Regions from separate parts of the Homo sapiens genome. Here region 2 is linked to region 1. A link is a contact called in ENCODE Hi-C or POLR2A ChIA-PET data. All regions are on one chromosome and are shown on one strand. The core of a region is the stretch at or near the end of the contact, and the rest is flanking DNA. Distances in the headings are between cores, read along the strand shown. Region 1 holds the start of ARMC9 (armadillo repeat containing 9). Region 2 overlaps DGKD (diacylglycerol kinase delta).

Region 1 (5,481 bases), core at 1,547-4,046:
AGTCGGGTGCAGTAATATGTATAATCCCAGCACTTTGGGAGGCTGAGGCAGGCAGATGGCTTGAGCTCAGGAGTTTGAGACCAGCCTGGGCAACATGGCAAAACTCCGTCTCTATAAAAAGTACAAAAATTAGCTGAGCGTGGTGGCACATGCCTGTAATCTCAGCTATGAGGGAGGCTGAGGTGGGAGGATTGTTTGAGCCCAGGAGGCAGAGGTTGCAGCAAGCTGAGATTGCGCCACTGCACTCCAGCCTGGGTGACAGAGTAAGACCCTGTCTCAAAAAAATAAAAAATTTAAAAGACAGTTGATTGGAAGGATGCTGGAGGAGCTGTAAGAATAAGTGCAGCTCCAGGGAACTCAGATCCTGGGACCAGGGATTTGATGTCCCCAGCACTTTCTTTGCATTTCTCTAGGTAATGGCTTCATCTTCTCAGTCTTTCCCATGTAGTGAATGCTGTAGGCTGCCCTGGAGTCTCACTTTACAATAACCTGACCACACTTCAACAGCAAAATCCCAGGGAAGGACTATCATTGGCTTTGCTTGGCTCACATGCCCATCCTGGACCCATCACTGAGGCCAGAGGGATGGGGTAAGATTGGTCCAGTTTGGACCATCTGCCCATCCTGTGGTGAGGGATGGGGTATGTTACCAGAAGGGAGAGGGGAGGTAGACAGACAAAGACAATAGCCACCACAATGACCATAATCCCGGCAGTCAGGCAAATGCACTCAGGAGGGAAAGCAAAGCAGGTGGGGTGTTCACGGCAGCTCAGAGCCCAGGGTCCAGAGACACGGAGACCTGGGTTTAGTCCTGGTCTCCTCAGTGGTGTAAACTTTGAGGAGTTTCTTAATCCCGTATGCCTCATGTTGTTCATCTTGCCAAAGACAAAACAGACAGCTCTAATCTCAGCTAATCAACCATGAGACAAAGAATGAGAAGCTGAAAAGTCTGTCCTTGGCCTTGCCGGCAGACTCAGGCAGAAGGGAAAAGGTCTGCATTTGTCCTTGTCACAGGTAAACAAGGGGGTCATCCGTGCATCATATGGGAGGCATGAGAAAGACAGGACTGTGGGTCTGATGAAGTCATATGTGGAAGGGTAGTTCTTTCTGATAAGCTACTTCCCAGAACACAAAAGTGTGGAGGATTTTAGAAAACAAAAGGTTTGGGGGTGCGTGGGTGAGATTTCTTAACTGTGGCTGTTTTCTAAGAGCACACAGCTCAGGTTAATTACAACATTGTCAATCAGTAAAATGCTGAAAATATTATTCATCTCATAGATGTGGTGTGAGAATTAAAAACTTTTTTTTTTTTGAGACAGAGTCTCACTCTGTTGCCCAGGCTGGAGTACAGTGGCGTGATCTCGGCTCACTGAAACCTCCATCTTCCGGGTTCAAGGATTCTCCTGCCTCAGCTTCCCGAGTGGCTGGGACTACAGGCACATGCCAATACGCCCAGCTAATTTTTGTATTTTTAGTAGAGACAGGTTTCACCATGTTGGCCAGGCTGGTCTGAAACTTGTGACCTTAGGTGATCCATCTGCCTTGGCCTCCCAAGTGCTGGGATTACAGGTGTGAGCCACCGTGCCGGGCCTGGTGTGAGAACTAAAGAAAACAATCTATATGATTCACTTAGCACAATGCTGGGCACACATATAGGCTGCACGTTTTGCAAACAAAAATACAGAACAATATAACATCCTACATGCACAATAAAATGAAGCAGTTTTTGGGATTTACTTACACTAAAACATTATCTAAAATTTACATTTAACTGTGTGTTCTATATTTTGTCTGGCATCTCCCGGCATACAGTTGTGTTGACGATAAATATTATGGCCATGGATTGAAGATTTATTTTCAATCCATATTACCTGGACAGAAGATAGGGCTCTCTTCTACTAAATACAGCTTTTTTTCTTTTGGAAGACAATCCACTGGCAGGGTTGGGGACTGGGGAAGTGGTGGCCACAGCCCATCTTAGGGCTTCTTCAAAGGCGAGCTGACCTACCTTCTCCGTGCCCCATTCCCTGTCTCTGGCCCTGGTAGCCTCCTCCTTCTTGGAAGCATGGAGGTGGAAACACTGAGGTGGCAACGAGAGACTCCCACGGAATCTCAACGCCTGGAGGGGAGGGATTTTCTATCCATGGCCATCTCTTCACCCTCCAGCACAAAGTTGGGTGACTAGCAAGTGCTCATTCAGTGCTGATGAACTTCAGTTCAAAAGCATCAGGTGCAAAGAGAGGGAAGACGTGTGCTCCTGATTTATTTTTAATAGCCCACATTTGACATGGAAAACAAAAAGTTTCTCTGAAATCCTTGGAAACCGCTGCAGTGGGGCGGGACCCTGGTCCCCGGAGCTTTAATGCACATCTTGGGCGTCACTTTTGGTTCTAAGGTGGCCCCAGGTCCCTCCTTTAAGATGGGAATAACCATGCCTGACTCTTTCCCCACGGACACCACACTGTCCTAGTTTGTGTTCTCTACGCGACCACGAGCTCCTTGAGACAAGGGGTTGAGCCTGCTCCGGCTCATCCCGAGAGCCGGCGCAGCGACTGGCGCAACGAAAGGGAAATGAACGAATGAATGAACGAACGAAAGTGGAGTGGTGGAGAGGACCACAGAAGACGCGGTCATCCAGCGCGTGAACCTTCACCACTGCTGGGCTGTGGACCCTCACTTCCGCCGCCAGGAAGTTTCGGGGTCGCCCACCTTCCCTCCCAGGCTGCTCCGCGTCGGCGGCGCCCCGCGCGATTGGCTGCGCCGCCCCCACGTGACGCCGGGGTGGCGGCGGCGGTTGCCCGGGTGACGGCTGCGGAGGTGGCGGCCGGGCTGGGATAGCGCGAGTGTCCGCGGCCGAGCAGCAGGTAAGCGCGTCCCCGGATGCAGCCGGGCCACCCTCCGCCCGCCGTCCTGGTGCTGGGAGGAGCAGCGGTGCGTTTGGAGGGCCGAGGCTCTGCGGACCTCTTGTTCCGAGGAAAAACCCGACGCGCCCGCTCCGCCGCCGCCGGATGCTACCACTTCTCGCCTGCGGTCCAGGGATCTTTCTTCGGCAAGGGCCGAGGCGGCCGCCTGGACATCCCAAGAAAGGACAGGCCCAGCTGCTTCCCGCAAGTAGTCCCTGATCTTTGCTGCAGTGGGCCATACTTGGAGGGGGTCCCTCAAGCCATCCAGCTGGTGGTGGCGGCGCGAGCGGGTTATCCGGGATTTAGATCCCCCTGATAATCTCCATCTGCTAGCCGCGTTCCTGAGGCACCCAGTTGAAGTCCAGACTTCACCTAATCTTAGGAAAAACAGGATGCGTGCTATGCAGATTCGGCTTCCATACAAATCCCATAATCCCACCCGTTTGTGGGCCCTAAATCTTTCTTATATAGGAATTCAAAAGCTGCCGCTGCAATCCCCAAATGTAACTGGAAAAGTTTTTCTTAGTTTCCGCATAAAGGAGAGCACTGGTTCTCAAACTTGAGAGTGTGTAAAAGTCACTCAGGGAGCTTGTTTAAAAGGCAGATTTCTGGGCATGGTGCCTGCCACGGTGTTCAGTAAGACCAGGGTGGAGGCAGGAATTTTCATTTGCACAAGCGTGCCAGCTGATTCTGATTTAGGTGGTCCAGACTTTGGGAAATACTGTGTAGTGGTTCTTTTCAGCCGCTTAGTCACTTACTGTGGCTGTTGGGAGTGTGTCAGACTTCCTGGGCCTCAAATTGCCTCATCTGGAATGGGAAAATATAAACTATATTCACCTGTCAGGTTTACTATGAAGGTTAAATGTAAAACATTTTGCACATTGCCTGGCATACCATATACCTTCAATAAATGATACCTATTATGATATAAAAGTTTAGAGAAAATTCTGTAATTTCTTTTTCTTTTCCTTTTTTTGAGACGGAGTCTTTCCCTGTCGCTCAGGCTGGAGTGGAGTGGCATGATCTCGGCTCACTGCAACCTCCACCTCCTGGGTTCAAGCGATTCTCTTGCCTCAGCCTCCCTGGTAGCTGGGATTACAGGTGCAGACGCCACCACGCCCGGCTAATTTTTGTATTTTTAGTAGAGATGGGGTTCCACCATGTTGATCAGGCTGGTCTCGAACTCCTGACCTCAGGTGATCCGCCTGCCTCAGCCTCCCAAAGTGTTGGGATTACAGGTGTGAGCCACTGTGCCTGGCCAATTCTGTAATTTCTAAGAATGTTGAGTAATAGGATACCCAGCAGCACTCACATTCAATGACAGTTGATCACAGCAGATACTATTTAAACGGCTTAGGGAGGTCTACTCTAAGGAGGTGATGTTTATTAGGCACAGTGGTTAACCAGGTGAAGAGAGGGAAGAGTGTTCTAGGCGGAGAGAGTAATATGCGCAAAGGCCTTGAGGTTGGCCTCAAGGTTTCAAATTCTCAGAAACTCACTTTTCCCGTTCCAGGGCCTTTAAAATGACATCCCCTCAGCTCCGGCTTCATTTATTCATTATATGCCTTGAGTACCTTTCTTGCTTACTAGACACTCTGTTAGGTTCTGGGGATATGAAGTTGAAATACAGCTCCCTGTCTTTGTGAACAGGGTTATAAGAAGTGCCAGGTGCAGTGGCTCATGCCTGTAATCCCTGCACTTTGGGTGGGTGAATCGCTTGAGGTCAGGAGTTCAAGACCAGCCTGGCCAACCTGGTGAAACCCTGTCTCTACTAAAAATACAAAAATTAGCTGGGCGTTGGTGGCGGACGCCTGTAATCCCATATACTTGGGAGGCTGAGGCAGGAGAATCACTTGAACCTGGGAGGCAGAGGTTGCAGTGAGCCAGATTGCACCTTTGCACTCCAGCCTGGGCGGCAAAAGTGAAACTCCATCTCAAAACAACAAAATTAGCTGGGCGTCATGGCGCATGCCTATAACCCCAGCTACTTGGGAGGCTGAGGTGGGAGAATCACTTGAACCCAGGAGGTGGAGGTTGCAGTGAGCCGAGATCCCGCCACTGCACTCCAGCCTGGGCAACAGAGCTAAACTCCATCTCAGAAAAAGAAAAAAAAAAAAAAGCCTTGGTAGGGAAAGAAGGGAGGGGTTTTTCATGGAAGACTTCTTGAAAAGAGATTAAATCTGGCTTGGCTTAGAATCATGAGTCATGTTTGCCTGGGGGGGCAGAGCATACATCAACCACAGGCTTAGGATCCTGGAAGAGCTTGTTGCATGGGGGAATGGCCAGGAGTTCGCTGTTGGCAGGGTCCAGTGTGGGATTGGTGGAAGGGAGCAAGGAGAGGGATCAGGTAGGGGGAGGTGGATGGATTGGAGGCATGGTCCAGAAAAAGGCTGGAGAGGTGGGTGTCCCCCAGGAGCAGCTGCCTTTCTTCTCTCCCCTTTTGCATCTGGCAGGGCTGGTGTGGTGCATGGGGAGGTGTCCTCCCTGCTCCTCATTACTGCTTCCAGATCACTACCCACTCCTTCACAAACCCCAGCTCCTTTGAAGCACATGGCAGATGCCATACCCCTTGCCAGCC
Region 2 (5,481 bases), core at 1,839-4,338, 2.3 Mb after region 1:
GCAGCCTGATTCTCAGTATTCCTCATTCTCCCCAACAGAGTGTGATGCTGGATCTTGCCAAGCGCAGTCGCAGTGGTAAATTCCGCCTCGTGACCAAGTTTAAAAAGGAGAAAAACAACAAGAACAAAGAAGCTCACAGTAGCCTGGGAGCCCCGGGTACCTGCCTCTCTCCCGCGTGTGTTTCTGGCCGTCCACGCCTGCTGGATCGGCCCCGTTCCCCTGGTCTCTGCTTTCTCCCTTGGCCTTGCAGCTCCTCCCTCTTGGTCCCTGTGCTGTAACCCCCGGTCCTGCGACCACACTTGTCTGTTGGTAGCTGCAGCCCTCCACCCTGCCTGCTTCCCCTCTGACCGTTGTCACACCCGGCCCTGACGTGCTCTCTGGCTTTCTGCCTGCCCTGAGTTGGGGGATTCGAGGTGGGGAGGAAGACAGCAGTAGAGTGGTGACAAGACAAACTTGGAGACACAAAGCTCTGGACTCAGGCCGTGCTGGGGCATGCCCTGCCTGCTCCCTCCTGGGCTGCTGGTTCCTGATAAATTGATGCATTGGTCGAGGTTCCTGTGCTGGGAAGCCCAGGCCACCAGAGATTGTGGGTGATGAAATCAATCGAATATGGTCCTGAAGGACATTGTTCCTTTGGGTCAGTAAATTGGAGCTAAACTCTCTGTCTGAAGGATCAGCCCTGAATACCCAGGCCATATCCAGTGCTGTCAGGGGCTGGAGAGGCCTCCAAGCCTGGATATTGGGACTGGTGTTTGCCGCCAGTCAGGGCAGCTCCTGTGGGTTTTTCTTCTTTGCATGTTTGTCCAGAAATGGGGTTTCTGTTAATAATGGTGGCTCTGACTATGTGAATTGAAATCTCTGCTCGTTTCCTTTCCTGCTATGGTCCAGAAGTGAAATTTAACCCTTCTAGAAGCTGGAGGAAAAGCTGGCTTTGGCCACAATCATGAGGACATTTCCCTCATATTTGGTGGTGGTAAATCCCTCCTGGGACACGGGGAAATGACCAGAGGCTGGCGGCCCACCTGGCAGGAACAGATGCCAGCTCTGCTGCAGCCATCGCCCCTTGAGCGGGTGGCTCTGTGCCTCTTTCTGCACTGCTGGTGGGTGGTGCTGTTGGCTGGGTGATGGATACCGGCTGCCAGAGATGGCTCAGGTGCCAGCTGCTGGGCTATCTCAGGCACTGGCTGCTGGGCTATCTCGGGTGCCGGCTGCTGGGCTATCTCAGGCGCTGGCTGCTGCTGGGCTGTCTCGGGTGCTGGCTGTTGGGACGTCTCCTGTCCTGGCACTGGGCTCTCGGGTGCTGGGTGCCAGCTGCTGCCTACCTTGCACTGGGCTCTGGGCACTCACTGCACTCGTGCTTTTCCATCTCCGACAGTTCACCTCTGGGGGACAGAGGAGGTTGCTGCCTGGCTGGAGCACCTCAGTCTCTGTGAGTATAAGGACATCTTCACACGGCACGACATCCGGGGCTCTGAGCTCCTGCACCTGGAGCGGAGGGACCTCAAGGTACTTCCATAGGCGTCTCCCTGGAACCTGCACTTGGGCTTGCACGCAGCTCCCTTCTCTTCCATCCTCTCCCCCGACCTGGCCATGTCCCAGCATCACGATTCTTCTCAGGCTTTCGTGTATACCTCAGGTGGGGGCGGCTGTGGCCCTCATCTAGGCAGTGATGGCTCCACCCACCACAACCAGAGGAAGCCAGGAGCAGACATAATGGGGGGCAGAGCCTTGGTTATCTTAGGCTACTCAGACAAGGACTGTCTTCGTGTTAAAAACACTATGAGGGGACACAGACCCTGAAGCACAGTCACACACGACTGTCCCCATGCTGCTCCTGGGCGGGTGCTGCCACTCGTCTGCAGGGAGCATTGGGAGGGGTGGTTGGGTGCCAGGCCTCGGTCTATGCCAGGCCTCACGCCACATCTTGCAGGCCCATGCCCCTGCCCAGGTTGGCCTCAACGGGCCAACCCCTGGGTGTTGAATCACTGGCTGAGTCCCGAGAGGGCAAAAGGCCACTGTGGGTGTCCTGGACAGTGGCTCTCATGAGGTCACTTGTCATCCACTTGCTTTTAGGCCTGTGTTTTGTCTTTGTCTTGGATTTGTCCTTGCTGATGGTAGTGACTAGAATGCAGGAACAATGGGCCAGGCATCTGTATGGTTGTTACTTTTAAGCTGTTTCCATCTTGTTTTACCGTTTTTGTCATTTTGGCTCTCATTTGTGTTCACAAGCCGAATGGGAAGGGCCGTTGTGGCAGGCCTGCTGTGGAGCCCTCTGGCCCTGGCTGTCTTCTCGGCATCCATGGCGGTGTCTTCTCTGTTGCAGGACCTGGGCGTGACCAAGGTGGGCCACATGAAGAGGATCCTGTGTGGCATCAAGGAGCTGAGCCGCAGCGCCCCCGCCGTCGAGGCCTAGCCTCTGTCCTCTCAGCCTGTGGCCTCCACATCCCCGCCGCCGAGGCCTAGCCTCCGCCCTCTCAGCCTGTGGCCTCTGCGCCTCCTGCCACTGAGGCCCTGGGCAGATGCTGCAGCCCGCCCCCTTCTCATGGTGCTACTTCCTCTGTCAGCTACAGAAAGCCTCCGTGACACCGTCCACCAGAGCTCTGGGGTCTCGAACATAACAACACAGCTACCTTTGAAACAACACTTTCTCCAGCTCAGAGTCACCTGGGGCACATGTGTCACGGCCACTCAGCTCTCGCCCGCCTGTGCTGTGGGCCAGGGAATCCAGCGGCGTCTGGCCTCCTGGGCACTGCTTGCCTGGCCTCGTGCTTGGATTGTCCCGGGGGCTCCTCTCCGTGTGTCCTTCTGTGGCCGCACCGTGTGGCTCCGCCTCCTGGCCCCCAGCCAGTTCTCAGAAACGTGGCTGGGGCCCAGCACAGCAGCCTGCAAGGGCCCCTGTTTGTTGATGCAGCTTTTGTTGAACAAAAATCGTGCTCTTTCCTGGTTTGAAAGTAGCATGGATGTTTCCAGTCTTGTTGATTGTAATTTGACGTGAAGAGAAAAAAAAATTCCTCCTGCGTGAGCCAAGGCAGCGGGTGCTGTTTCCCAGGCGGGGAGCCCCTCCCTGGGTGTCACAGGGCCTGTGCTCCTCCCTCCTCCATCCTCTCTCCTCCCGCTCCTCCCTCCCCCCACTGTGGGCTGGGGACGCCTGCCCTTCTGTCTCCGGACGCTCTAGGCGAGTTCAGCTTGGGGTGTGAGTGAGACAGCTTGCCAGCTGCATCCCTGCAGACAGAGGATGTGTGTCCACATGAGTGTTTCTGTGTGGGAAATGCTTCCTGGCTCTGGGAAACTTTTTCTGCCCATTCTGTGGTTCCCAGGGAGCGTGGCCCTGGTGGGCCAGGGGTGGTTTGACCTCTTCAGCCCGTCCGGTGGCCTGGAGGCCGGAGGCTCTCCTGAGTGTCTGCCCCTGCAGTGGCTTCTTGTCGCCTGCTGCTGGGCGTGATGTCGCTGGAGGTGCTGGCAGGGACTCTGATTTGGTGGTCCGCGCTGCCCCTGCCCTGCCTCTGTCCTGGCTCTGAACTAGTAGATGATGGTGCCAGAGGGCAGGGAGCTCGCCTGGGGAGAGGGCTGTGCCCCGTAGGGACAGTGCCCAGGTGAAGGATGCCCCTGGTCCTCCAGGGCACTGACTTTGCCCTTTTTTCCCGTTGATAGTCATGGCTCAGAGGTGCTTGTAAATGTCTTGGGAAGAGGTTTCTGTAACCCCTGCCCTGGTGTGAGGAGGAAATGGCTCTGGCCTGGCTGCCTGGCCGTGGCTTCTCTTTGGCTCCCAAAGAGAAGGACAGTGTTGGGAGTATCTGCCGTGGCTTCTCTTTGGCTCCCAAAGAGAAGGACAGTGTTGGGAGTATCTGCCGGCGCTGTCCAGGTCCTTTAGTCAGCGTCACTCCATCTGATGTGCAGAAGCTGGGCTGCACCTGCGGGGGTGGGCATAGACCGGGCTGGGTCTGCAGCAGCCCCTGGTCCTGAGCAGGCGGCAGTGAACAGCACTGGCCCACCTCCCACTCACAGCCCCTCTGTCCCCTCTGCAGTGCACCCAGGTGGGCCCCTCTGCGTGCCTTTGGGTGCTCCCCTCTCGTGGTCGTTCTGGCCCGAGGCCCTTAGAGTATGGAGGCTGAGCCAGGCCTTGGGTTTCCCCAGCACAGCCTCCTGTCGCTGCATGCGACGTGTTGGGATTTTTGGATGAAAGACTCTCCCACGCTCTGTTGGTGGACTTAGCTGCCTCACTGGAAGTGATGTGGGTGGAAGGTGGTTGTATGTTACCTTTTCCACCTCTCATTGTTTTCCCCAGAACATTGTAGATGGGGGTTGGCAGAGGGAGAAATAAGCCAGCCACGGCAGTCGCTTGGTTTCCCAGGTGGAATGGGCTAACACAGGAGATGATGGGAACCTGTCCCGCAGTCCCTGCATGACCATTGGCCCTGCTGGCCTGGCGATGTGGGCATCCTGGGGTTCTTAGGGTCCCAGAACAAGCCCCAGGCAAGCTGGAACTTGGGTGGGGAGGGGACATGAGGAGGATAAACAGCTGACTGTGGCTTCAAGGACATCAGGGCCACCCCAAGTCCTCAGTGTCCTACTCCTGGCAAGGAGTTGGGTTTGGATCAAAAGTGTTTAAAATTAATATGTTGTCAGTGATTAGAACAACACTGTTTACATAAAAACCATTTTTCTAATTCTAACAAGTTAGAATGTGAGGAAGGAATGAACATGAGTGTTTAGGAACCTGCCCTTTGGTGCTGGGCTGGCGTCCCGCACTGGGGTGTCCTCGCTGTCTGGGGGCTGCTCTGCTGCCCCGGCCCAGGTCCCCTTGTGGTGTTGCCAGACGGGCCTCATGGTCTGCTGTGCAGAGAGAGGCAGGAAGGATCCCTGAAGAGTCTTGGAGAAAAGGTTCTGTGCCCTCAGGTGGGGCTTACCCCCTCGTATTTATAATCTTAATTTATATAGTGACCACCGTGGAAACAAACGCCTCTTGTATTGTCATGTACATAGTCCATACCTGAGTGCTGTACATAAGTTGTTCTGTGTATAAATAAAACAAGCCTGTTTTTGATCTTCCATCGCCAGAGTCTTTGTCATCATTCCTTGTGCTTTGACATAAAGTGTTGGTTGCCGGAATCTTTCCAAACTGGATTCAGAATTGTTTTTCACCTGCTCTGAAAATAGGTTGAGTTGTTGGTGGCTAAAAAGCAAAACAGAATGCCATTAGCATGCCATCAGAATGCCGTTAGAATGCCATTAGAATGCTGTTGTATTTTTTAGGGTGTGGGTTCTGTGATCAGTTGGACTAAAAATTCCGCAAGGAGAGAGAGGGTACTGGGCAGTGCTGAGGCTCTCAGGTGTGACCACACAGCCTTGGCCCGGGAGAATGAGGGCCATTTTAACGAATATTTTAACCCTCTTAAATCTTTTCTATAAAACTGCAAACCTGAAGCTCTCCGACTTCTCTGCTTTGTCTTGGTACTTTTATTTCCAAGGGAACTGTCTACG

The links. Hi-C counts contacts between places; a loop is a spot of excess contacts on that map. ChIA-PET counts read pairs that join two places held with the same protein, here RNA polymerase II (POLR2A).
Region 2: a map of sigmoid colon shows a loop between it and region 1 (7-fold over the local background). The contact joins the enhancer-like site here to the promoter of ARMC9 in region 1. A Hi-C loop is called at or near these places in 1 of 168 maps with a recorded cell type or tissue (sigmoid colon). POLR2A ChIA-PET finds 5 or more read pairs at or near these places in 1 of 52 experiments (AG04450).

Annotation. Positions count from the first base shown.
Region 1 is chr2:231,195,835-231,201,315 of GRCh38, forward strand. It overlaps ARMC9 (armadillo repeat containing 9), which reads left to right and starts at 2,797. Exons shown (of 25, transcript NM_001352754.2): 1 at 2,797-2,864. RefSeq lists a silencer at 2,603-2,942.
Region 2 is chr2:233,467,048-233,472,528 of GRCh38, forward strand. It overlaps DGKD (diacylglycerol kinase delta), which reads left to right. Exons shown (of 30, transcript NM_152879.3): 28 at 39-156; 29 at 1,376-1,506; 30 at 2,324-5,051. The coding sequence ends at 2,413. Among named protein-coding and RNA genes, the nearest start is that of USP40, 97 kb to the right of the region's middle. RefSeq lists a silencer at 872-1,087. Within about 2 kb of position 3,089, at least 16 of the 41 ENCODE cell types and tissues checked have a DNase peak (open chromatin) inside an H3K27ac peak, as active enhancers do; they include sigmoid colon, where a contact is called at or near this core.